Regions from separate parts of the Homo sapiens genome. Here region 2 is linked to region 1. Evidence: chromatin loops called from intact Hi-C (ENCODE). Cell type or tissue: Calu3. All regions are shown on one strand. Each heading gives the region's core, and the rest is flanking DNA. Links, peaks and the distances in the headings are about the cores only. Region 1 overlaps NEK4 (NIMA related kinase 4). Region 2 holds the start of ITIH4 (inter-alpha-trypsin inhibitor heavy chain 4).

The links. Hi-C counts contacts between places; a loop is a spot of excess contacts. Peaks named below come from ENCODE experiments on the same cell type or tissue, not always from the same donor. Only the 100,000 strongest peaks of a DNase experiment are listed, where the experiment ranks them.
Region 2: a loop joins it to region 1, with 6 times the contacts of the local background. A loop is called at or near these places in 14 of 110 quality-filtered maps.

What each region holds. Positions count from the first base shown.
Region 1 is chr3:52,737,056-52,749,409 of GRCh38, forward strand. NEK4 (NIMA related kinase 4) reads right to left here. Exons shown (of 16, transcript NM_003157.6): 9 at 9,679-9,849; 10 at 9,006-9,155; 11 at 7,184-7,250; 12 at 6,297-6,406; 13 at 4,356-4,444; 14 at 2,374-2,579; 15 at 531-664. Among named protein-coding and RNA genes, the nearest start is that of NEK4, 28 kb to the right of the region's middle. In Calu3, for the core only: CTCF peaks have their summits at 5,620 and 5,874; no DNase peak of the experiment used is centred there.
Region 2 is chr3:52,822,995-52,835,348 of GRCh38, forward strand. ITIH4 (inter-alpha-trypsin inhibitor heavy chain 4) reads right to left here and starts at 7,678. Exons shown (of 24, transcript NM_002218.5): 1 at 7,559-7,678; 2 at 6,125-6,285; 3 at 4,099-4,203; 4 at 3,797-3,959; 5 at 3,547-3,657; 6 at 2,892-3,020; 7 at 1,848-1,964; 8 at 1,403-1,571; 9 at 1,196-1,321; 10 at 829-1,010; 11 at 562-747. The coding sequence starts at 7,648. ITIH4-AS1 (ITIH4 antisense RNA 1) reads left to right here and starts at 941. Exons shown (of 3, transcript NR_046615.1): 1 at 941-999; 2 at 1,118-1,343; 3 at 2,211-2,320. STIMATE-MUSTN1 (STIMATE-MUSTN1 readthrough) reads right to left here. Exons shown (of 10, transcript NM_001198974.3): 9 at 10,623-10,755; 10 at 10,127-10,436. The coding sequence ends at 10,330. It overlaps MUSTN1 (musculoskeletal, embryonic nuclear protein 1), which reads right to left and starts at 12,025. Exons shown (of 3, transcript NM_205853.4): 1 at 11,946-12,025; 2 at 10,623-10,755; 3 at 10,127-10,436. The coding sequence starts at 11,954. The coding sequence ends at 10,330. RefSeq lists a silencer at 1,265-1,422 and enhancers at 4,422-5,030, 5,031-5,638. In Calu3, for the core only: no CTCF peak of the experiment used is centred there; DNase peaks (open chromatin) are centred at 4,657, 5,007 and 8,747.

The DNA of each region.
Region 1 (12,354 bases), core at 1,582-9,581:
CCTCCCCTGCCGCTGGGATTACAGGTGCGTGGCACCATGCCCAGCTAATTTTTATATTTTTAGTAGAGATGAGTTTTCACCACTCACCACGTTGGCCAGGCTGGTCTGGTACTCCTGACCTCAGGTGATCCACCCACCTCAGCCTCCTAAAGTGCTGTGATTACAGGCGTGAGCCACCATGCCCAAGCTAAAGTTTAAATTTTCCTTAAAAAAAAAAAAGTGTCCAAGACCTAAAAGGGCTGAAACCAAAAAAACTCTTAGAAGAAAATATAAAAATAAATCTTCATGACTTCAGATTTGGCAGTGCGGACCATGGGGAGTGACTGCTAACAGGTGCAGGGCTTCTTGGGGCGTAATGAAAATGTTCTAATATCGATTGTGGTAATGACTGTACAATGTTGTAAACACATTAAAAACCACTGAATTATACACTTTAGATGAGTGAATTGTTATGTGTGATTTATATTTCAAAAGGTTGTTTAAAAAATTCTATAACATAAGCATCTTGATACAGTTAATGAGACACTCACCTCTCTATCAAATTCATCCTCCTCCTCCAAAAGATCATACACCTGCTCTAAAAGCTGAACTCCCAGGCCACGAATTACATCAGTTCTCAAGACTTCAACTAGTCTCCTGATCTTTTCAGAACCTGGCATAATAGCTAAAAGGCAACAACAAAGACAAAGGGAAAAATAAACACTTTTACCACTATAGCAAGAACACTGCAATTTTTTAAAATTTTGTATTTTATTTTATTTATTTATTTTATTTTTGAGACGGAGTCTTGCTCTGTCGCCCAGGCTGGAGTGCAGTGGCACGATCTCAGCTCACTGCAAGCTCCACCCCCTAGGTTCATGCCATTCTCCTGCCTCAGCCTCCCGACTATTTGGGACTACAGGGGCCCACCACCACACCCAGCTAATTTTTTGTATTTTTAGTAGACACAGGGTTTCACTGTGTTAGCCAGGATGGTCTTGATCTCCTGACCTCGTGACCCACCCACCTCAGCCTCCCAAAGTGCTGGGATTACAGGCATGAGCCACTGCACCCGGCCTATTTTTTTTTTTTAAGTGACAGGGTCTTGCACTGTCATAGGGATGTAGTGCAGTGTGACCATAGCTCACTATAGCCTCTAATTCCTGGGCTCAAGCAATCACCCTGCCTCAGCCTTCCAAGTAACCAGAACTACAGGAATGCACTACCATGTCCAACTAATTCTTAAATTTTTTGCAGTGATGGGGTCTATGTTGTCCCGGTTGGTCTTGAACTCCTGGCCTCAAGCAATCCTCCCACCTTGGCCTCCCAAAGCAATGAGATTACAGGCATGATGATACCACACCAAGCCTTTTTTTTTTTTTTTTGGTATTTTATTTTATTATTTTATTTTTATTTCATTTCATCTGATTTTTTGAGACAGGATCTTGCTCTGTCGCTCAGGCTGGAGTGCAGTGGCATGCTCATGGCTCACTGCAGCCTCAACCTCCTGGGTTCAAGAAATCCTCTTACCTCAGCCGCCTGAGTAGCTGGGACTACAGGCATGAGCCACTATGCCTGGCTAATTTTTGTATTTTTTGTAGACACAAGTTTTCATCATGTTGCCCAGGCTGGTCTCAAACTCTTGGACTCAAGCAATCTGCCCTCCTCAGCCTCCCAAAGTATAGGCATGAGCCACCGTACCCAGCAGGGCTGTTTTTTTAAAAATCTTGTTATACTGACATTCTTTTTTCCCTCTGACAAGAGTTTGGTTTAATGACTTAAAATTTACATATGAACTTAAGCTTCACTACCATCTCTTAAACCTAAAAAACACCACAACTGTCTAACTTGAAGAAAAGTCACATGAAAAACCACAAACATTTATCTATTTATTTTTAAAAATTAATTTTCATGTAACTTTTCAGGAATACCTCTGTTGCAAAACACAGGATATACCTTTTATGGAGATATGCAAATGAAATAATTTTAAAAACACAAAAAAATTTATAGGCATTAGTTCCTTGTTTTGACACAGTTCTCCAATAAACACATGCTCTCCAGTTTGCTGTAAAAGAATAAACTAGGCCAGGCATGGTGGCTCACACCTGTAATCCCAACACTTTGGGAGGCCAAGGTGGGAGGATCACCTTAAGTCAGGAGTTCAATACCAGCCTGGCCAAATGGTGAAACCCCGCCTCTACCAAAAATACAAAAATTACCCGGGCATGGTGGTGCATGCCTGTAGTCCCAGCTACTTGGGAGGCTGAAGCAGGAGAATCGCTTGAACCCGGGAGGCAAAGGTTGCAGTGAGCCAAGATCACACTACTGCACTCCAGCCTGGGTGACAGAGTGAGACTCCGTCTAAAAAACAAAAAATAATAATAAGCTGATCACCTGAAGGTAGCTCTTTAAAATGGATTTCCTCTGCCTCTTCTGCAACCTTCCCATGAAGTATCAGTGTGTCCCGATATTTCCGATGAAGTTTGAATTCTGACACTGGGTTTGCTACCGGGACATCTTCACAGCTCTCTTTAGAATCCAGTTTCAGGGTCTGAGTCATCAATTGTACCAAGGCATTAATTTCATTTGTCTGACCTTTCCTGGGGGAAAAAAATATCCCTTTGTTATTTAATTGGCTTCATGAGAATTTTTCATTAAAAAATTACGTGCAAAACGACCTTTCGGGAATTATCCTTTGAAATGTCCAAGTAAGTTCCTACAGACTGACCTGACCCTTCCACAAATAACAACTATAAACTCTAGAAAAAATACAAAACTCAACAACGTAAAGGGAATGCAGAATAAACAAAATCTGCAGGCAGATCTTGGAGAAGAGTCAACACCTTTAAGCCTAAGAGCAGGCCATAGGCAGATCAAAGTACAAGAGAACTCACAATCTTGTGGGCCTACAGAAAGGACAGAGTTCAGAACAACCACTGTCACTAGAAAGTGAGACAGGAACCTTGGAGACAGTCTAAAAGAAACAGCCCCAGATTCTGTGTACAAATTCTGCCTATTTCAAAGTAACTTAACTATACTCAAGTACAAAGCTCAAGAATATTTAAAGAAACACAAAATACCAGCTTCCAATGAGGTAAAATTCAGTGTCTAGCATCCCATCAAAAATAACCAGATGGGCAAAGAAGCAGGAAAATATCATACATTTGTGAAGAGAAAGAAATCAGTTAATAGAAACATATCCAAAAGTGACACGACTGATAGAATTAATAAATGAGGACATTAAAATGGGTAGTATAAATATCTTCCATATGGCCAAGGTAGAAGAAAACATGAACATGTTAAAGAGAGACACAAAGACATTAAAAAAAGACCCAAATCAAATTTCTAGAAATGAAAGATACAATATATTAAATACACGGGATAGGATTAACAGATTAGACACTGCAGAAGAAAAGATTAATGAACTCAAAGACATAGCAATAGAATCTATGAAATGTGAAACAGAAAAAAAGTAAAAACAGGCCAGGTGCAGTGGCTCATGCCTGTAATACCAGCAGTCTGGGAGGCCGAGGTGGGCGGATCACCTGAGGTCAGGAGTTCGAGACCAGCCTTGCCAATATGGTGAAACCCAGTCTCTACCAAAAATACAAAAATGTAGCTGGGCGAGTGCCTGTAATCCCAGCTACTCGGCGGGGCTGAGACAGGAGAATACCTTGAACTCAGGAGGCAGAGGTTGCAGTGAGCCAAAATCATGCCACTGCACTCCAGTCTAGATGACAGAGTTAGACTCTGTCTCAAAAAATAAATAAATAAAATAAAATATATTTTTAAAAAGTAAAAATAAACAGAGCATCAGTGAGCTGTGGCACATATTTAAGGAGCCTAATATACATGTAATTGGAATCCCTAAGAGGGCAGGAAGAAGTCCAAAAAAAAAATGTGAAGAAATAATGGCCAGGCGGGGCGTGGTGGCTCACGCCTGTAATCCCAGCACTTTGGGAGGCCGAGGTGGGCAGATCACGAGGTCAGGAGATCGAGACCATCCTGGCTAACACGGTGAAACGCCATCTCTACTAAAAAAATACAAAAAACTAGCCGGGCATGGTGGCGGACGCCTGTGGTCCCAGCTACTTGGGAGGCTGAGTCAGGAGAACGGTGTGAACCCGGGAGGCGGAGCTTGCAGTGAGCGGAGATTGTGCCACTGCACTCCAGCCTGGGCAACAAGAGCGAAACTCCGTCTCAAAAAAAAAAAAAAAAAAAAAAGAAGAGACACTTTTAGCTCCAGCATATGCCACAAACCATTTATAATTTTATCAGTGGGAATACTAGAGATCTAAATACTACTGAAAATGCACATTTAATATTCATTAAAACAGAAATAGTTTATAAAGGGAGACAGAAAAACAAGAACTTACCCTTCCCCGTAATCCCCATCTGACTTATCAGTTGAACTTGTAGAAGAACTTAACTCATCCTCAGACAGACAATGAATCTGTTTCCTTTCCTATTAAATGTTTGGAAGAATTAAAATTCTACATGACAACACAACCAGAATGTGATACTTGAACCAGTCTTAGATGCAACAACTAGACACAATACGTTCCTAGGTGCAATATAACAGGAGAATCTAACAAATACAAAAATTGTTCCCATATGATTTGTGGCAAAAAGAAAAAAACATTGAAGTGATTTTACCCGTGATATCCCAGTTCACTCATAAAGTCCACAAGAATAACTGAAGAACATCAGATGAAGTTTTTTATTTTGTTTGTTTTTTTTTTGTTTTGATTTTTGTGTTTTTTTGAGACAGAGTCTTGCTCTGTCGCCAGGCTAGAGTGCAGTGGCACGATCTCGGCTCACAGCAACTTCCGACTCTCTGGTTCAAGTGATTTTCCTGCCTCAGCCTCCCGAGTAGCTGGGATTACAGGCACGTGCCGCAACGCCCAGCTAATTTTTGTATTTTTAGTAGAGACAGGGTTTCACCATGTTGGCCAGGCTGGTCTCCAACTCTTGACCTCATGATCCGCCTGCCTCAGCCTCCCAAAGTGCCGGGATTACAGGCATGAGCTACCGCGCCTGCCCAAGGTGAAGTTTTACAAAGGTCCTGGAGAGTCTCAGCTGTGAAGAAATTTCCAGAGGACAGTGGATGGCTAGTTCTGGTTTATCAACTCCTAAGCAGAAGGCTTGTTCTATAGGAATGTTGGCATTTTAAATTACCTAGGCAAACTCAGCTTGTCTTTTTTTTTTTCTTTTTTTTGGATACAGGGGTGTCACTATGTTGTCCAGGCTGGCCACAAACTCCTGGGCTCAAGCAATCCTCCTTCCTTGGCCTCCCAAGTAGCTGAGATAACACCCACAAGCCACCATGCCCAGCTTCAGCTTGCTCTTAATGTGAGACTGTTAAAGTGCTTTAAAGGATCACCTAAAAATACACATAAACCTTACAACTCTGAGATATGGAAGGCAGCCTCTATTAGTGAAATAACTAAATGATATAGTTAAAGAAATAATACATCCAATACTTTCAAAGAACAGGAAGAATTCCCAGAGTATTATACAGAGAGGTGAACATGGGTTAGAAACCTAGTAATTACCCATTTAGCCACCAGATGGTGTCCCTACATCATCTACAGGCAAGAAGGTAAACTACATTGACACAAATAAGAAACTGAGGAATGATTAGCAAGTGAGACTCAAATCTGGCGACACAGATGGGTATGTTGGTATCACAGCAGATTGAGCAAAGTGCTGCCTAGTGCAAGCCCTTAGAAAGTTCTGTTATTTATTTACTTATTTATTTATTTATATTTTTGAGACAGAGTCTTGCTCTGTCACCTAGGCTAAAGCACAGTGGTGTGAACACAACTCACTGTAGCCTCAACCTCTTGGGCTCAAGTGATCCTTCCACCTCAGCCTCCCGAGTGGCTGGGACTACAGGTGTGCGCCACCTTGCCAGGTAATTTTTTTTTCTTAGAGACAGGGTCCAACTATATTGCCCAGATTGATCTCAAACTCCTGGGCTAAAGCAATCTTCTCACCTTGGCCTCCCAAAGTGCTAGTATTATAAGCGTGAGCCACTGCATCAGGCCAGGAAGTCCTGTTAAGACCAACCTATGAAATATTTTTAATTAGGCTATCAATTGTTTACAAGAGTACCTGAAAAATTTATTCCCTTAATGGGTCAATCATAATCCTTTTGACTATTATTTACCAGTTCCTTTCTTTATCAAGAGTGAAAAGATATAACAAGCTGGCCCTGTCCCAAAAATAAATGGAGCTGACATTTAAAAGGTTTACTGCATTAGGCCTGCCAGATGTAGACTGTCCACCTTCTCTCTTAGGAGTACGTAATGCACCTGAGTGACGCTGCAGTCAGAGGAGAGCCGTCGGGCAGGCAAGGGCTGGTCTTCTTCCTGGGGTTTTCCTGGCCCTGCTACACTCAGAGACGCTTTCCTCACTGAAGGGCCTGAAAAGGCAAACATCCCCAGTAGTTGTTTGTGGTGGGCTGCCCCAGTTGAAAAGGGCTTTGTATTTGGTATGGAACATACCCCAGCAGGAGCTAGCCCAAAAGTAAGTCAAACAGCATATTTATCATTTCTCTGGTGTCTGACACCTCAGTTGAAATCTTAGCTCTAGGTCCACCAGCTCTGTGACCTTGGGCAAGTTACTTAACTCCTCAGAGCCTCTGTTTCCTTAGCTGCAAAATGAGGATAATGCTGCATATTTTGGCAGTACTGTAAATGTGAAATGAGATAATACCCTTAATATGTTTACCATAATGCCTAAGACATGGTCAGCATTCAATAAATGGAAACTGCTAGTACTATCTTTAAAAAATATTAAAAAGAATGATAGCCCTCAGCCTACGGCAGCACCACTCCCCAAGCAACCTCCCTCTGTTCCTAAGATGGGAGCAATTCACTGAACAGTGGACACTGGACATGGAAAAAAGTTAAACATTCACTTGATTTCTGGTCTGAAACCTCCCAGGACTTACTGCCACTCAAAGCCCTCTTGTTATTTCTTTAATATCCCCCTCCTCTGATATTTGAACCACATTCAACACCCTATGATGATTTCTTAAAAGACTTGACTAAGAAATTTCAAAATCTTTTCCAACTCGATTTCCTACATGTTTTACTGCTGCTGGAAAGTTTCAACCTCTCATAGTTAGAACCAGTGTTTCTGTCCACGAACCATACCCCTAACTGCCAATTAGATGAAGAAAAGAAGTCAACTTTACCTGAAGAGGACATTTCTTCCTGTGACTGCTTTAGTCGCCTCCTCTCTCTGGCTGATAATGGTCGATCCTTTAAAAGAAAGTCACAGAGTCACTTCCATTCCTACTTGCTATTTTTATAACACCTACAATCCATGATGTATCATTCAGCATTAAGAAAAAGGTCTGAGCTGGATGCGGTGGCTCACACTTGTAATCCCAGCACTCTGGGAGGCTGGGGTGGGCAGATCACCAGGTCAGGAGTTCGAGGCCAGACTGGCCAACATGGTGAAACCCCGTCTCTACTAAAAATACAAAAATTAGCCGAGCATGGTGGTGCGTGCCTGTAATCCCAGCTACTCGGGAGGCTGAGGCAGGAGAATTGCTTGAACCTGGGAGGCGGTGGTTGCAATGAGCTGAGATCGCGCCATTGCACTCCAGCCTGGGTGACAGAGCAAGACTCCATCTCAAAAAAAAAAAAAAAAGAAAAAGGTCTTACTCCAGCCTGGGTGACACAGCAAGACCAAAAAAAAAAAAGGTCTTGCGCTGGACTTAGAGGAGTGTCCATTGGAAACCAGCCCACAGCAGGGTTATAGCTACTAGTGAAAAATGATCACAATGATCACAGCCCTCGTTTCTGGGAGGTGCTCATTTTTGGAAGGGCAAATGGGGACTTTCACATTTGCCATATTCGGAATCTACTTGGTTTCTTTTTTTTTGAGATGCAGTCTCGCTCTGTAGCCCAGGCTGGAGTGCAGTGGCCCTATCTCAGCTCACTGCAAGCTCTGCCTCCCAGGTACACGCCATTCTCCTGCCTCAGCCTCTCGAATAGCTGGGACTACAGGCGCCCACCACAACGCCCGGCTAATTTTATTTTTGTATTTTTAGTAGAGATGGGGTTTCACTGTGTTAGCCAGGATGGTCTCGATCTCCTGACCTTGTGATCTGCCCACCTCGGCCTCCCAAAGTGCTGGGATTACAGGCGTGAGCCACCGCACCTGGCCTACTTGGTTTCTTTAATTCACTGGAAGTGACCATCTCTGAAACCACAGAATCTGTCCATTTCAATCAAAGATTCTGCTGAGGCCGGGTGCGGTGGTTCATACCTGTAATCCTAGCACTTTGGGAGGCCAAGGCAGGCGGATCATCTGAGGTCAGGAGTTTGAGACAAGCCTGGCCAAATGGTGTAACCCTATCTCTACTAAAATACAAAAATTAGCCGAGCATGGTGGCTGGCACCTGTAGTTCCAGCTACTCAGGAGGCTGAGGCAGGAGAATTGCTTGAACCCAGGAGGCGGAGATTGTAGTGAGCCAAGATTGTGCCACTGCACTCCAGCCTGGGCAACAGAGCGAGACTCCACCTCAAAAAAAAAAAAAGATTCTGCTGAGATCACATCTGTCCCATCTGTTCCTTCCAGTGTTTGGCAAGAAGCAGAGCTAAGATGTTTTAATACAAAACTTCATAATATACACAAGACTTTACAAACAAAAAGCTTTATAAGAAGGTTTTGGAGGGTTTCTGCTTTAAGACAGGTTATTGCTCTGTCACCCAGGCTGAAGTACAGTGGCATGATCTCGGCTCACCTTAACCTCCGCCTTTTGGGTTCAAGCCATCCTCCCACCTCGGCCTCATGAGTAGCTGGGACTATAGGCACATGCCACCACATTTCGCTAATTTTTAAATTTTTTGTAGAGACAAGGTCTCACTATATTGCCCAGGCCAGTCTTGAACTCTTGGACTCAATTGATCCTCTTGCTTCAGCCTCCCAAAGTGCTGGGATTACATGCATGATACACCACGTCTGGTTATAAGGTTTTTAAAAATCCAGCATATGTTCCCACAAACCTTTGATGATGACATCTCACTGCTCCTTGAACTGCTCACAGACCCAGTGACCACTCTACGTTGGTTTTCAGCCTCTTTTTGTGTTGATGTGACATCCACTTTCCCAACAATGGGATGAGAAGGCAAAAATCGAGGAGGCGACTCTTGGAACTTAAATAATTAAAAAAGAAGATTATCAGTTTCATATATAGCCCCTTCCAATGTTCCCCTATCAGCAGGTTCTCTATGTATTTGTCCGTGGTTTGCTCTTAAAACCTTCAAAACATTGCATTTTTTTGGAAAGACTCTGCCAAAAGTCAGTCATCTAAGAAGGTTATGGAGAGGATACGTGTTGAAGTTATTTCTAGAAATGAGATGTCAACATGATTCTGTGGAGAAGCTGAAGAAAGAACTGTTCATCAGTACAATACAGATGGGGCCAAAGGTTTAACCACATTAGCCTATTCCTTTAACTTTCAAAATGATCTGTCCATCTTTGCTGGAGAAGATAAAATCCTTACTCTGCTTCGAACTCACTGATATTTGAAAACTACTATTTAGCATCTTGCCATTGTCACCCTTCTGTATTATGTTCCTTGCATTTCTTACATGCCTTTTTGGCAATTGTTAATTGCTCTAAATAGAAATTGAGTTTCCCAAAGTCCACCTCCCAAACCAAAGCAAAATGACTTACAGCAAAGAGATCTCTGCGGACCTGTCTCTTTTCCCCTCTGTGCTCAGTCTGTTCTCTCCTCTTTTGCCGTCGCTGTCGAGACAGGGAAGGTTCAGACCCAGAGTTGTGTGGCTGTAAATCTGGGTGGATTCTGCCCTGTTTTTCTATAATACATTCACCAGCAACTTGATCCTTAAAAACAATAAAATGACATTTTAAAGTATAGCAGCAACCTGGTACATTGTAATCCAAAGTAAGTTGTCCATAAAAAGTGGCTTTTGTTTTTTAGCATGAAAACTTTCCTCAGTTTTAAAAACTGGTTTCCATATTGCAATTTAGTGTTACATGGAAGTTCTAAAATGACCCATCACAATGTAAAGTTCACAATATGGTTCAAATATAACAATGCAGAATTGAATATAGAGGTATACATAACCTTCCTCTTAGAAAACAAAAGAAGCGGGCCAGGCATGGTGGCTTGTGCCTGTAATCCCAGCACTTTGGGAGGCTGAGGCAGGCAGATCACAAGGTCAGGAGTTCGAGACCAGCCTGGCCAACATCGTGAAACCCCCGTCTCTACAAAAATACAAAAATTAGCTGGGCATGGTGGCACGCACCTGTAATCCCAGCTACTCAGAAGGCTGAGGTAGAAGAATTGCTTGAACCCGGGAGGGGGAGGCTGCAGTAAGCTGAGATCGCACCACTGCACTCCAGCCTGGGCAACAGAGTGAGACTCCATCTCAAAAAAAAAAAAAAAGAAAAGAAAAGAAAAGCAGTTGCAATTTCAAATTTTTGTGCAATGAAATTAAATCATAATGCAACAGTTAAAAAATAATGATTATAAAATGAAGCAAACACACACAAAAACACAAAATAATGAAGTCTTTTGAACATCCAAATGGCCAAACGCTCCATGCCTACTTTTAAAATTGTAAATGAAAATGAGAAGAAGCTGAGTGTGGTAGCCCACACCTGTAATCCCAACACTCTGGGAAGCCAAGTCAGGAAGACCACTGGAGGCCACGAGTTCAAGACCAGTCTGAGCAACAGAGTGAGACCTCCATCTCCATTTAAAAAAAAAAAAAAAGTCAGATGTAGTGATATGCCAGGTAGTCACAGCTACCCAGGAGGCTGAGGTAAGAGGATTGTATGAGTCCAGGAGGTCAAGGCTACCATGAGCTGTGATCATGCCACTGTCCTCTAGCCTGGGTGACACAGCAAGAGTGTCTCAAAAAAAAAAATTATTATTTTATTTAATTTTTTTTGAGACAGAGTCTCGCTCTGTCGCCCAGGCTGGAGTGCAATGGCGCGATCTCGGCTCACTGCAAGCTCCTCCTCCTGGGTTCACGCCATTCTCCTGCCTCAGCCTCCCGAGTAGCTGGGACTACAGGTGGCCGCCACCACGCCCAGCTAATTTTTTTTTTTTTTGTATTTTTAGTAGAGACGGCGTTTCACTGTGTTAGCCAGGATGGTCTCGATCTCCTGACCTCATGATCCGCCCGCCTCGGCCTCCCAAAGTGCTGGAATTACAGGTGTGAGCCACTGTGCCTGGCCAAAATTTTTTAATAAATTAAAAAGAAAATGAGAAGTTGTCTTTCTCAAAATGAATGTTTATTTGCAGTGTTGACAGGCAAAGACAAAATGCCGACATCAGTTATCCAAATGTTCTGATTTTTTTCTCTTCCTCCAAATAAAAATAATTGTTTTAATTCAATCACTTAAATTGTGGTTAATCTGAAACTACTGATGTTTGATTCAATTATTTTTAAAAATCTCCTCATAACTTTTCATAGGTTTTCCATTCTGAAAATGAACCAATGTTTTAAATGAATTCCAATTTAATACAAATTTATTTCCCAAGTAAACATCAGTTATTTGGATGTACCCTAAAAAGCACAATAAAAAGACCATTGAGCTTGGCATTAGATGCAGTCTTATGTGAGAAACTTAATTTCCCTGAGCCCAGTTTCATCATTTAAAAATGGATCTAATACCCACAGCCATATTGTATTACTATTTCAGGATTAGCTGAAAGAATACACTAAAAGTACTTAGGACTATGTCTGATGCATATTAATTAGATGCTCAGCCAGGCACAGGTGGCTCACACCCGTAATCACAGCACTTTGGAGGCCAAGGTGGGAGGATGATTTGAGCCCAGCCAGGAGTTTGAGACCAGCCTAGACAACATAGGGACACCCTGTCCCTACAAAAAATAGAAAAAATTAGCCAGGCGTGCTGGCGTATGCCTGTAGTCCCAGCTACTCGAGAGGGTAAGATTGGAGGATCACTTGAGCCTAGGAGGTGGAGGCTGCAGTGAGCTGAGATCACATCACTGCACTCCAGCCTTAGCAACAGAGCAAGGCCTTGCAGAAGGGGAAGAGGGGAGGGGAGGGGAGGATGGGAGACAATATTTTATTTTCCTTTTTTGTTTTTTTGAGATGGAGTCTTGCTCTGTCACCCAGGCTGGAGTGCACTGGGTCAATCTCAGCTCACTACAACCTCTGCCTCCCAGGTTCAAGCGATTCTCCTGCCTCAGCGTCCTGAGTAGCTGGAATTACAGGCTCGTGCCACCATGCCCAGCTAATTTTTGTATTTTTAGTAGAAACAGGGTTTCACCATGTTGGCCAGGCTGGTCTTGAACTCCTGACCTCAAGGGATCCTCCTGCCTCGGCCTCCCAAAGTGCTGGGATTACA
Region 2 (12,354 bases), core at 1,746-9,745, 86 kb after region 1:
CTCTCCCATGAGGGCACGGAGGGGTCAGCCTCATTCACTGCTGCATCCCAGGGCCTGAAGAAGGCCCTGCCGCAGAGCTTGTGCTCAGTTTCTCTTTGTGGAAATGACAGGGGGTCCCTGGAAGGAGGCAGGGAAGGCTGGGCAAGGACAGGGTGCCACGTGGCAAGCTGGGCTCTTGGCCTGGTTGCAGTGGGGCCCGGGGAAAGCTGCCTGCCCTGCCTGGAGCTCAGTCTGCTCATTTGTGAAATAGGAGCAGCCCTCCCTGTCTGACTGCAACCTGAGAGGGTTGTGGTACCAGGACAGGAAGGGATGACAACTAGGGAGGAATCCCTGCCCTCACCTGTGCTTGCAGGTGCACAGACCGGCTGCCGAGAGCCTGTATGTGCTGGTCTCATGAGAATCACTCCATTGTCTCATTGAATCCCTGCCATGCCCCTGTGTCATCCACAGGCAGCAGAGGGGAAAGCTGGAGCTGGGCAGGTCTGGGATTTGAGTCCAGCCCCTCTGGCTGCAGAGGTGGAGGCTGCCATTCCCCTCCAGGGTGGCTTTGGCCACACTCACCAGCTTCCCACTGACTGTGGCTGTGAGCACATCAGGCCCCCGGTCCTGGAGCTTCCCAGCCACCACCATCTCTGAGCCCTTGAAGAGGAGCCGGAAGTTGTTCTGAGTGACCTCCTCCACGGCATTGCTTGGGTACTCGAAGGTCACTGCTGTCAGCAGTGGGTTGGCCACTTCCTGGTAGAAGTCCTGCAGGGTTGGGGGTGTCATAAAGGCTGGGCTTTATGACTGCCCACTTCTCTGTGCAGCCCACCTGGGGCACACTGGCACCTGGAGCTGCAGGGCAGAGTCTGAGTCCTCATGGATGCGCCGGGCCAGGCCGCCATTGTCCAGTGCCAGCTTCTCCAGGAAGGCATAGCTGACGTCGAAACCGAAGCCCAGGCAGAAGAGGCTGTACCGGCCACTTACAGCTTCCCGCACGTTATTCTGGATGCTCCTGGGGTTAGTCTCCCCTGGACCCAGGGGTTTGGGATGAGGGTGAGAAAATAGTGATTTGCTTGAAGAATATTTCTGGAACCTCAGAGCCGAGGGGCCTCAGTGACCCCCTCTCCCTGCCCAGATCCCACAGCAAGCCCAGGTGCAGCCCCAGCCGCCTCCCCTGTGCAGCACGTCCTGGAGTCACGGGCAGGGCCCTCACCCACAGTGGGGTCGCCATCGGTGAGCAGGATGATGAGTGAGACACTCCCTTCGGGCAGCCGCTCCTCCTGGTTGCTGCTGTCCAGCAACTGCACAGCCATCAGCATTGCATCATTGATGTTGGTCCCTGAGGAACACGCACTCTCAAGGTGGTCCCCAGCCAGGAGCCCTGGAAGCCCCCACCCTGCAGGGCCACAGAGACACTTACCTCCCAGGGCCTGGATGCCCGCAGCAAAGCTCCTGGCCTTGTTCACGTTCTCGGCTGAGGCTGGCACCAGTGATGGCCTCCACTGAGTTGCTTCTGTACTGAAGACGATGAGGTTGAACTGGTCTCTGGGGCTGAGGTCATCCAGGATCTTGATTAGGGCTTCCCGGGTCTGGTCAGGGAGAGGAAACATAGGTGCTTCAGAAGGGCTCCCTGAGGGCTCGTGTGCCCTAGGGCTGGCATCCTTGGACTCCTGTCTCAGGGGTGAGGTCATGGTATCTGCTCTAGGAACAGGGGCTGCCCTAGGCTCTGGCCAACCTTGGTTCCTGAGAGCCACCCGCCCCATGGTGCCGAAAGGTGAAGCAAGGGGGTCTGCCTGCCGGACCACAGCTGATAGCGTGAAGGGCCTGGGAGTTTTCAGGGCCCTGCCCTGGGCCACAGGACCTACCTGCTGGATTTTCCTGCCACTCATGGAGCCGCTCTTGTCAATGACAAAGACCACATTCTTGGGCATTGTGGTTAGGCCCTCGGGGGCAAAGTAGTGTACAAAGTAGCCGTTCTCGATCTGTGGCCAGAGTGAGACCCACCCAGGCCATCAGAGCTACAATTGGCCCTATCCCCATTCAGCCCCTTTACCCCAAATTCTGGGTTTCTGTGCTCTGTTCCAATCCCATTTCCATCCCACTGCTAACCTCCCCAAAACCTTGCCCTTTTTCAGGGCTCAGACCAGCCCCTTTCTTGCGGAAGCCTTCCCTGCTCATGCATAGCCCACCAGAACTCTCCCTGCAACTTTTCCTTCTATTTGTTTTAGTATTTCAGATGGTTTATACTAAAAAGTTCAGACATCATAAACCTGACAACCATCAAAAGAGGGAAGACTTCAAAAACATGGAGTAAAAGGGAAGTATAATAACAATGGCAGAAATGGCTGGGTGTGGTGAATCACGCCTGTAATTCCAGCACTTTGGGAGGCTTAGGTGGGAGGATCACTTGAGCCCAGGAATTCAAGACCAGCCTGGGCAACCTTGTCTCTACTGGAAAAAAAAAAAAAAAAATTAGCCAGGTGTGGTGGTGCACGCCTGTAGTCCCAGCTACTAGGGAGGCCGAGGCAGGAGTTTCTTTTGAACCTGGGAGTTTGACGGTGCAGTGAGCCATGATCATACCAAAATATAACAACAATAATAATGCCAGAAACTAGTGTGAAAGAAACTACTGCAAATCTGCATAAAACTGAGTTGTGAGCCTCCCAGCAGCAGAGGCAAAGAGGGAAACCCCACAGGGCAGCTCTTCTCAGAGACAAACCTTTTCTGCCTGGGAAAGGGAATAGTTTCAGGGACAACACAACTAAATCACGTGTTTTCTGTCTGTGCCGGTCCCTGGTGCACACTGCTAAGTAAGGGTGGTTCTTTTCCTGTTCTAAAATACCCAAGCTCAGGCCCTTGGGGGTGGACAGACTTCTAGGCTGCTCTGCTCTTGCCTGAAGTCCACCCACCTGAATGGAGCCCCCGGAGATGGCCCGGTCCACATCATAGCGGATAATGAGGTTGCCGTCCAGGACTGTTTCTTGCTGCTCTGGGGACTTTTGCTGCTGGGAAAGTGTTGGCTTGAACCGGATGTGAGCCTGGAGGAATAATCCGGGCTGAAGTTGGGAGGAACAGCAAAGCCAGGCCAACAACACCCTCTACCCCTGTCTGTATATTGGGAAATCAGAATTCCAGGATGCAGCCTTGGGTCCGTATTCCAGGGCACTTTCTTTCAGGCTGAGTTATTGATGGACCACTTTCACGTAGGGGAGGGGTGTGATGAGCTCCCTGTTCCTGGAGCTGCGCAAGCAGAGGCTATTCCAGGATGTGTGCCATCCAACCATCTCCTTCTCTCCACCTGGCCCCAGGACCCTCACATCAGTCTATTATCCAGCCCCTTCCCAGACAGATCTCAGGGCTCATACGAGGACGCCATGGTCCTTCTCTAGGCTTTGCCCTCCCCATCTGCCAAATGACAGCAAGGATGCAGAGATCTCAGGAGCCTCTCCAGGTCACAGCTCACAGGAGGGAGAGCCCATCCTGCTTTCCAGAAATCCGGGCTCATAGGGCTGGCCTGAAGGCAGGGCCCTTGGTACCCTCACCTGCTGACCACAACAGGCCCACCTTGGTCTTATTCTGCCAGGTGGTGAGGGCGTCTACCAGCTGGTTGGTCATGAAGGTGCTCTCTGTCTCCAGAAAGCTGATGCCCTGGGGCTCGAAGATGTGAATGTCCATCTGGAGGCAAGATGTGGGTCCCTGGGTCAGCCAGGAGCCTGGGCTGGGGCTCACAGGAGGCTCAGGGACAAAGAGGGGCCGCCCTCAGCAGGGCAAGGGTCATGCAGGAGGCCTCCCTGGAAGAGGTAGCAGCAGGTACCTGCAGGTGCTTGACCAGCTGCTGGGGCCGCACTTTCAGCAGCAGCTCGTACACCCCCAAACGCCGCTTGAGCAGCTCCTCATAGACCAGCTCAAAGGTGATCTTGGCATTGGGAGCCACACTGACCGACACCTGGAACTGCTCCATGTTTCTCCCGGTGGCCCTGGGGGAGAAGGGCATCAGGCCTGCTCCTCCAGGACAGGTGGGGTAAGGCTGGTAGAGGTGGGAGCAGGACTAAGGGCCAAAGGCAAGGTGGCCTTTGTCTAGACCCTCCCCACTGAAGCTGCCCCCCACCAGCTCACTTGACGAGGCCAGCGCTCTTTCCCTTGGCCACTGCTGCGCTGTACTGTGCCTGGGCTTCAGCCTTCTCCTTGATGATCCCTGGGTAGGTCATGCCATCGATGATCCTGGGGGCAGAAGGGTGGGAGTTGTTGAGAGCCTGGTGGCAGGGGCCCATTCCACTCCTGCCTCCTCCAGAGAGCCTTTCTGGACTCGGTGTGCCTCTTGACACAGTGACTCCCATCTTTGCCTGAGCCCAGTGCCATTTATTATGCACCTACCGCATACAGGACCCTGTGCAGGGCACTCTGCAAAGTGCTCCAGGCCTCTAGCTCCCGGAGGTGTGTACAGTAACAGTAAGCATTCATTTTATAGAAGGGACGAAGGGGAGGCTGCAGAGGGGCAGGGCCGGGCTAAATCCTGCCTTCTCTCCACCTGTCCAGTCTGGCCGAAGCTGGCCCACATTCCCACCTGCCCCTTCCATTTCACGGACTGTTCCAGGGGAACTAGTTCATCACCAGCAAGAGCTCTCTGAGTCACACTTGTTCCCAGCCCTGCGTGCAGCCGTGTGGGGCCAGGACTGAGGAGGAAGCAGACGTAGGGCTGGAGGCTCTGAGCACTTTCCCCCTACAGCAGTCTCCCCGCTCCCTCCCACAAGAGGCAGGCACCCTATAGGGAGGCTGGCATATCTGGAAGGAGGTTTTGGACAACTGGTGGACGGGACTCCTGGGTGTGTGGACACACTCCTAGCAGCCATCCTTTGGGGGCTGAGAAAGAATGGCCCAGGCCATTTCTCAGGGAGGAAAACGACTTTTTCAGAGCCTCCTTGTGGGGTGTGTAGGGATGTGCCTGGTCAACTTCATGTGGTAGTGTGTGGCAGTGGGCAGGAGGGGGAGCAGCCAGGATGTCAGGACTACGCGTCCCTCCTGCCTGACCTTCCTGGTTATAATTTAACTCTAGCCCGGGATGGGGCTGGTGAGTGGGCAGTGGCACTCCTCCCCCTGGGTAGGCAGTGCTTCATCTCTCCAGATGGCCAGCTGGGGCTCCTGGCCAGGTCAGGGAGCAGGGAACCTGCTCTCTGCTCCCCTAACTCATGCAGCAACAGGTTCTGGGTCTAGAGAAGGCAAGTGACAGTCTTGGGCTCTCAGCAGATGCCACGGGCCTGGACCTGGCAACTGCTGACCCTGGCACCCATGTCGAAGGCTGACACAGCCCGTGGGGCTTGCACTGCAAGCTGGGCAGCATAGGCCCGGGCTCTGGGTTAGGAAAAGTAGAGGCTGCGGTGGAGTGGGGGATGCTTGGCGCCTGAGGGAGGAGACTAGCCCCCACTGCAGTTTTCCAGAGGCCACAGTGTGGGACCCCACATGAGACACTCCCTCTCTGCCCCACCATCGCCCTGTTTCTGGGAAGAGTCTTGCCCTTGTCCTAAATCACAGCTTTTCCTGGCAGCAAGGGACAGGCGGCATCCTGGTGCATTTAGTAAACATTGGAAACTGAGTTGGGAAGGGTAGGGGAGGGTGGCAGAGGACAAAGTGAGGACCATCCTTGGCTCATAGAATTCAGAGAAACCTCAGGCATCTCTCACGCAGCCTGAGCAAAAATGTCCTCTGCAGGATCCCAGCTGGGGCAGACCTAGGAGAATCCTCCTCAAGCCACTCTCCACTGTGAGGAAGCCAAGGGTCTAGAAGGTTTTCTGTACTTTGAGCTGGAATGTGCATTTTGGTGACTCCCTCTTGCCTGGTCTGGCCTCAGGAGGCCTCAAGTCTGTGCTCCTCAAAGGCAAAGTCACAAAGATTCTGTGGTTCTCTGCCTAACACCTGGACAGCACTTAGGGATGATGAATGGCTGGATGGAGGGAAGGACGGGGGCATCTTTGAGAATAAGTCCTTTGGCAAGCCCCTGTTCCTGTGTGGCCCCAGGTGCAGGGTGTACTCCTGAAGATGTACACCCTGGCATGCCTTACTTCAAGAAGAGGGTTTGCTGGCACAGAGCGATGGAGTCATAGCACTGGGGGGTGTGGAGAGGGGAGGAGGGTGGGAAGGCACCTACATGGAGAAGTTGGTGATGAAGGCTTTCTTGGGCAGCTCCATCTGGAAGGTGGCCTCCTGCACAGTATTGGCCCTATTGACCACTCGGCTGGTGACGACCGTGTGGGCAAATCGGGATGAGACCCTGGAGTCCACGGTGAGGCTGTAGATGTCGATGCCATTCTGGACCAGCAAAGAAGAAGGGGGTTGCAGGGTTTCAATGCCACCTCAGCTCGGGGTGACGCTCTTCAAGAGTTGGCCCTGACTCTGGCTCTAGACCAAACCCTGGCTCCCAATCTGACTGAGCCACTGACCAGGCCTCAGGCTGAACCCAGTGAGGCATCTCATATGTGAACATTTGTCTCAGGTAAGAGATAGCAGTGTGCTTCATTCCCCACCCTACAGCACCACAGGGCAGGGGCCACGTCCTTCTTGATCTATAGGGGCCCAGAGCACCCCTTGGAGAAGAACAAGCATGCAGGGGGTGGAGCTGGTGAAGCCAGGGCCAGTGTCTGGGAGGGGCATCACACTCAGCCTTTGGGCAGGGGTGAGAGACCTGGTGGGGTCAGGGAGCTTTGCATGCTGGCTTAGCTTTGCCCAGAAAAAGGGCAGTGACCAGGTCCTTTGATTTCTGGAGACTTTGGCCTCTGTGGCAACAGGGAAGCTCCCACCAGTCTCCTAGAAGGAAGCCCTCAGAGCTGGGAGAATTCGGAGGTAGACTAGAGTCTGGTCTCTGAGAGTTGGGAATCTTCCTCTCTGCTCCGCAGTGGACCCTCCCCAACTCATCCCCACTTCCGCAGGGCACTCCCCTAGCAGGTGCCATTTGCCTTGAGGTCTGTGTCCCCCGAGGAGGGGCACACGGGCACCTCTTACCTGCTTGTGTGTGACATGCTCATGCGCACTGCACCAACTCTGCTCGGCTGCATGCGGCTGCCTGAATGCAGTTTGGCACAGAGGTGCCAAGTGGCTTGTTTATGTGCTTGGGTATTTGCTCTGCGACAAGCACTGTCCTAAGCACTTCATAGATACAATGGGTTTGGTTTTCACAACAAGCACTGTCCTAAGCACTTTATAGATACAATGGGTTTGGTTTTCACAACCGCCACCCTCTGAATAGGTTCTAGTATTACCCTGTTTTACAGATGAGGAAATTGAGACATAGTCAGCATAAATCATTCTCCTGAGGTCACTTACTAAAAGGCGGTAGAGCCAGGCTTGTAAAACTGTATTTCCTCATTTGGAAAATGGAAATGATTGGATCATCCCCTCTATTAGGTGGGAGAATACCAGTAAGGCCCTTGGGGTAGTGCCTGGCGGGAGGTCTGCACCATTTTTTTGCACACACAGGGATGCACACGCACTTGTGCTGACACGCTGGCACATGCGGAGGCTCTTCCCCACTTCCCAGGCGTTCTCTCATCCCCCAGCTCACGCCACACCCATGGACACTGGCTACCTTTTCGGCAGTAGTAGTCTGGTGGATGGCCAGCAGTGAAAGCAGGACGAGAACTTTGCTGCAGGTACGGACAGGCCTTGGGGGCTTCATCGTGGCTCCAGTGTCTGCCAGGAGGCTTCTGAACTCGACAGCAAGTGGGGAATGGATTAGTAACTTGTTTGCTGCCCCACCCACATGGGGGCAGGTTCTGGGAAATTGGGATCTACAAGCCAAAAACCACAGTGACCTCAGATAAGCAAATGACGAACGTCCCATGGACCTTGGCTGGGGGCAGGAATGTATACCAAAGAAAGGTAGGCTCAGTTTGGAGTGGGGGTACATGCCCCTTCTGAAAAGTGCGAAACCTTCACCAGGACCCTTCACACCAGGCATTCCACCAAGCTCCACAGGGCTGGGAGGGAATTGACAGTGAAGATGTCAGTCTGCTCTCCCTAAGTCCAGCCCGGGGAGAAACAGCGGGGGATGGTGGGGAAGACTAGGGCTACAGGGCTACCCTAGCGGCTTCCCGGAAGAAGGGGGCTTGGCCACCAGGTAAGTGTGTCTGGCTGATGGGAGGGCCCAAAGGCATGGAGTGACTCTGGGAGGTGTCTGTGTGGGGCAGATCTAGAGTCAGGATAGATACGCCGTATTTCTGAAGTGAGAGGTGCTGGGCACGGGGCGCCTCCTTCTCTCTCCTGGGGTCCCAGGTTGCTGTTTGGGTGCCATTAATCTAGCCAGGGCTTTAGGTTCAACCCCAGCAAGGCCCCCAAAACAAGAATGGCAATACAACTGAGTCATAAACCTGCCACATCCTGTGGCACAGAGGTCTCCATGCGGGGAGTTTATTGACAGAAGAGCATGGAACAGAAGACAGACCTGACAGTGCCAGCAGCTCCTGAGGGGTGACTGGGGAGTCATTTGGTGGAGCAGAGGGAGCCCAGGAATCGCTGGTTGAGAGAGGGCAGAATGCTGTTGTCATGAGCAGTGTGATGCTGCCACAGCCCAGACCCAGGGGAGCGCTGCCCAAAGGCCTGGGGTGGGTCCCGGCCTTGCTAAAGTTGAAGCGCTCTGCTCCTTGTAAAGTGGGATCGAGTGAGTACATATTATGCGCTCTGGGCACCGCTGGGGCTCGTGTTCCCTGGTGGCTCTGGGGAAGCCAGCTCCTGAGTCTGTGGCCACAGATGGGTAAAGATGAGTCATAAAAGTGTGGCCAGATGCCAAGTCCTGGATCAGGGAAGGACGGCGGCTCCGTGACACCAGCCCTGAGGGGGCCAGCTGCCTTGGGAACCTATCGGGGGCCTTGGGGCAGCCAGTGGCTTCCAGAGGCTGGGGAGGGTTTCTCCACCAGTCCTGTCTCCATTAGAGGTGGCGGCAGGCCTGGGGCAAAGGTGCCATAGACTGGAGCTATTTCTACAGCTGCAAGGAAGACGTTCCCCTTCCTTAGCATGACTGGCCAGAAGCCTCATCTCTGCGCACGTCTCCACTGCTCACCCTTTTGGCTCTGGATACGATTGGGATTACACAGGGGAACACGCTCCTTTCAGTGTCTGGGGGAAGAGTCTCCCCATGGAGTCCAGCAAGTAGGACTGGGCCCTTCCTCACAGCAGGGCTGCTCCCTTGGGGCAGAGAGCACAGGCCCAGCCCGGACTCAGGGCTATATAAGGTGGCCAGGCTGGCCGGGACTGTGGGAAACGTTCTGGGCAGCCAGAACCTCCTGGGACAGGAAGGCATCCCCAGCAGGCATCAGCCCCGAGCCAGGCACCACAAGCCCAGGCTCTGCCAGTCCAGCTCCGAAAAGAGCCACTGTCAGCCTGTCCATGGTCATGGTCTTGCCATCACAACGGGACAGGCCTCTATGGGTCTTTTGAACCTGGCACTTCCAGGCACACAGGGGACAGAGGACTGGAGAGAGAAGGGTCATGCAGGCTGAGAATCTGGTGTTCCATGCCCCAGACAGCATGGTTGGAGCAGAATGTGGGAGTCTTACCCCTGCTGTTTGGAAGAGACGGTAGCTCAGGAAACTGACTGCCAGAGAGGAATCTCAATCTGGCTCTGACTTGGAGGGGACAAAAGCCGGGAGGAGGCAGTGTGAACAAAAGTGTAGGGAGGGAGAGGGGTTTTGAGGTCCCTAGTGCAGTGCAGGGAGAGGGGTTTTGAGGTCCCTAGTGCAGTGCAGGGAGAGGGGTTTTGAGGTCCCTAGTGCAGTGCAGGGAGAGGGGTTTTTGAGGTCCCTAGGTGCTGCAGAGCCTGCAGGTCCTCAGAGGCTTCTCAGCAGCTTCTGTGGAAGGCAGGAGGAGAGGTGGTCCCTGAGACCCCACCCACTTCACTCTGAGCAGTGTCATCATGGCCTGCTTTATGGAATAGACTCCAGCTCAACTCCCCTGTAGTATAAAAGGGGAAACTGAGGCTCAGAAAAGTCTGAAGTCACAGGTCAGCACTGAGTCTCCATGTCCAAGGCAGCATGTGGCAGTGCCCATAATAGCACCTGTGCTATCCCCTGGGATCCTCTTAAACGGACATGTTCCATGTTCCCACCCTGTCCTCCCTCTCAATAGTGGCCATAGCCAGGGACCAACCAACACCTTCTGATTGCTGGGGCCACGTGGGCATCCTCTTTATTGGTGCTTCCAAGGTGCTGGTGCAGAGCCCTTGGCTGAAGGGCCTGGACTGTGGGGGAGGGTGGCAGCCCCAGAGACAGCAGGGGAGAGGAAGCGTTCTGGCATAAAAAAGAGTTCCTGGGAAAGGCTCCTGTTTCCGAGCATTCGGGCAGCAAGGGGAGTGGCGCACACTTCTCAGCCGAAGACACTCTTGGTGGGTCCGGCTTTGGGCTTCTCAAAGACAGTCTCGGTACCTGTGCGGGTGCGGCTGAACACCGACGGGGCGGCCGAGCCAGCTTGCTCTGTGGGAGGAGGTAAAGTCAGGGGCCAGCCTAGCTTCCTGGGAGGGAAGATCCCTTACGATGGGAGCACCTTTCTTGAACCCAGGAATACTGGATTCTCAGAAAAGGATCCTTGACCACCTCCCCCCACCACTGACACACACCTGCACCCCCATCCCCAGCCCCAGATGGCATGAGGACACTCACCACACTCTCGCATGACCTGGTAGGTCTTGGACTTGATTTCCTGGTTCTTGGTCAGGTTTCCTCGGGCCCCCTTCAGGTCCTCGTCCTTCACAGGGGGGCGCTTCTTCTTGATAGGGGCTTCCTGAGCACCAGCCTTGGAGATCCAAGAGCCTCATCTTACTACCTGAAGCCTCGGTAGAAAGGCACACCTACCTCTGTGCCTTGGCCAAGACCCCTCTTCTCTGCTCATTAAACCCAAGCCTATTCAAGGCTCTACTCCTCTTCCAGAGAAAGCCTTCCCAACTATACTCCACCTGCTGCAGGTCTCCCAGCTGTCTTGGTCTGACTTGCCCATGTGCCTTTCCCCTATAGCCTGGGAGCTCTTGGGAGCAGTGGCTGCTGCAGCCTCACACTGGCGTGTCTGGCTACCTGGTCAAGCTCAGGACTGGGCACAGTGGGGAACAGCGAAGGGGACTAGCTCTGAGGTTGGGCAATACTAGGGAATTTGGTTAGTTCCAAAACCTGTTCACTGGGTGGCAAGCGGTTCCTCAAGGATTGCCCCCTTCCAGAAAAGCGCCACTATTTACTTTGTGTCTTTGGGGCTGGAAATGGGGTAGAAGGGCCAGATGCCCACAGAATTACAGTCCAAAATGGCCACCCACCCACAGAGCAGGCAGCAAGGACAGTCCTCTCTCTTGGCAGGCTGGTCTGTCCCTCCAGGGTGGGGGACACCCAGGCTCGGTGTTTACCCTACCCCTCAACCCCAGGCGCCTGTGAGTCTGAGACCTGCCTGTGCTTGGGTGCAGGTGCAGGTATTTCCTCGCTCAGCCTGGGCCAGGCTCCTCAGAGCAACACACTATACCCCTGTACAGCGATGCATCCAGCTGTGTCCCTCCAGCCTCATGTGCACACACATACAGCTTCATGCATATACCATACACAGAGACAGACAGACCTATGTGTGTGGCCACACACAGAGTGCATGGCTGCCGGGCCCATAGCTACAAATGCACAAAGCTCTACACACTGAGCTATATCGGCAGCACACACACAGATGCGCACACACACACACACACACACAGGCACATGCAAAGATCTATCTAGGCCCCCCCCACCCCCAACATTTCTCTCCACTCCTCCTAACAAACCGTGGAATACCACCAAAGCCACATAGAAGAGGGGTTCTTCAGGGGGTCCTCCCTGAGCCCCCATCTCCCAAGGGCTGCAGAGCCTCCAGTTCATGCTTGGGGCTCAGATCAAGACACAGCTGCCAGAGCCGAAAGTGTCCAGGACTCCACCTCCACTCCCTCTGGCATCAACACAGCCCTTGCTGGGTCCTCCTACCTGGGACATGGTGGGTATTGTGTAAGCGCTGGGTCTCTGAAGGCGCCTCTCTGGCAGGCAGCAGCTGCTGGAAAAGATCTGAGTGGAGCCCAGCCTTCTGAAACTTATATAGCCTGCTTGCTTGTCCCGCAGAGTCACTGCCCCTCCTCTGACAGGCTCCCTGATGATTCAGGTCCGCAGGGTCGCTGGCTTCAGAGTTTATTCTCGGAGATGAGAGGGGCTCCCAGTACTGCTGCCTGGGGGCTGCAGCCCTGATGAAAGCAGATGGCTGCAGAGACCCTTTGCCCTCTGGGACAGCTGCTTGATTCGCCGGGGGGAGGTGCTGGCACTGACGGACATGCTTTGTGTTTACGGATTTGGGTCCTGGAATGTGTGACCATCTGAATTGTTCCTCTGCAAGGGTTCATCC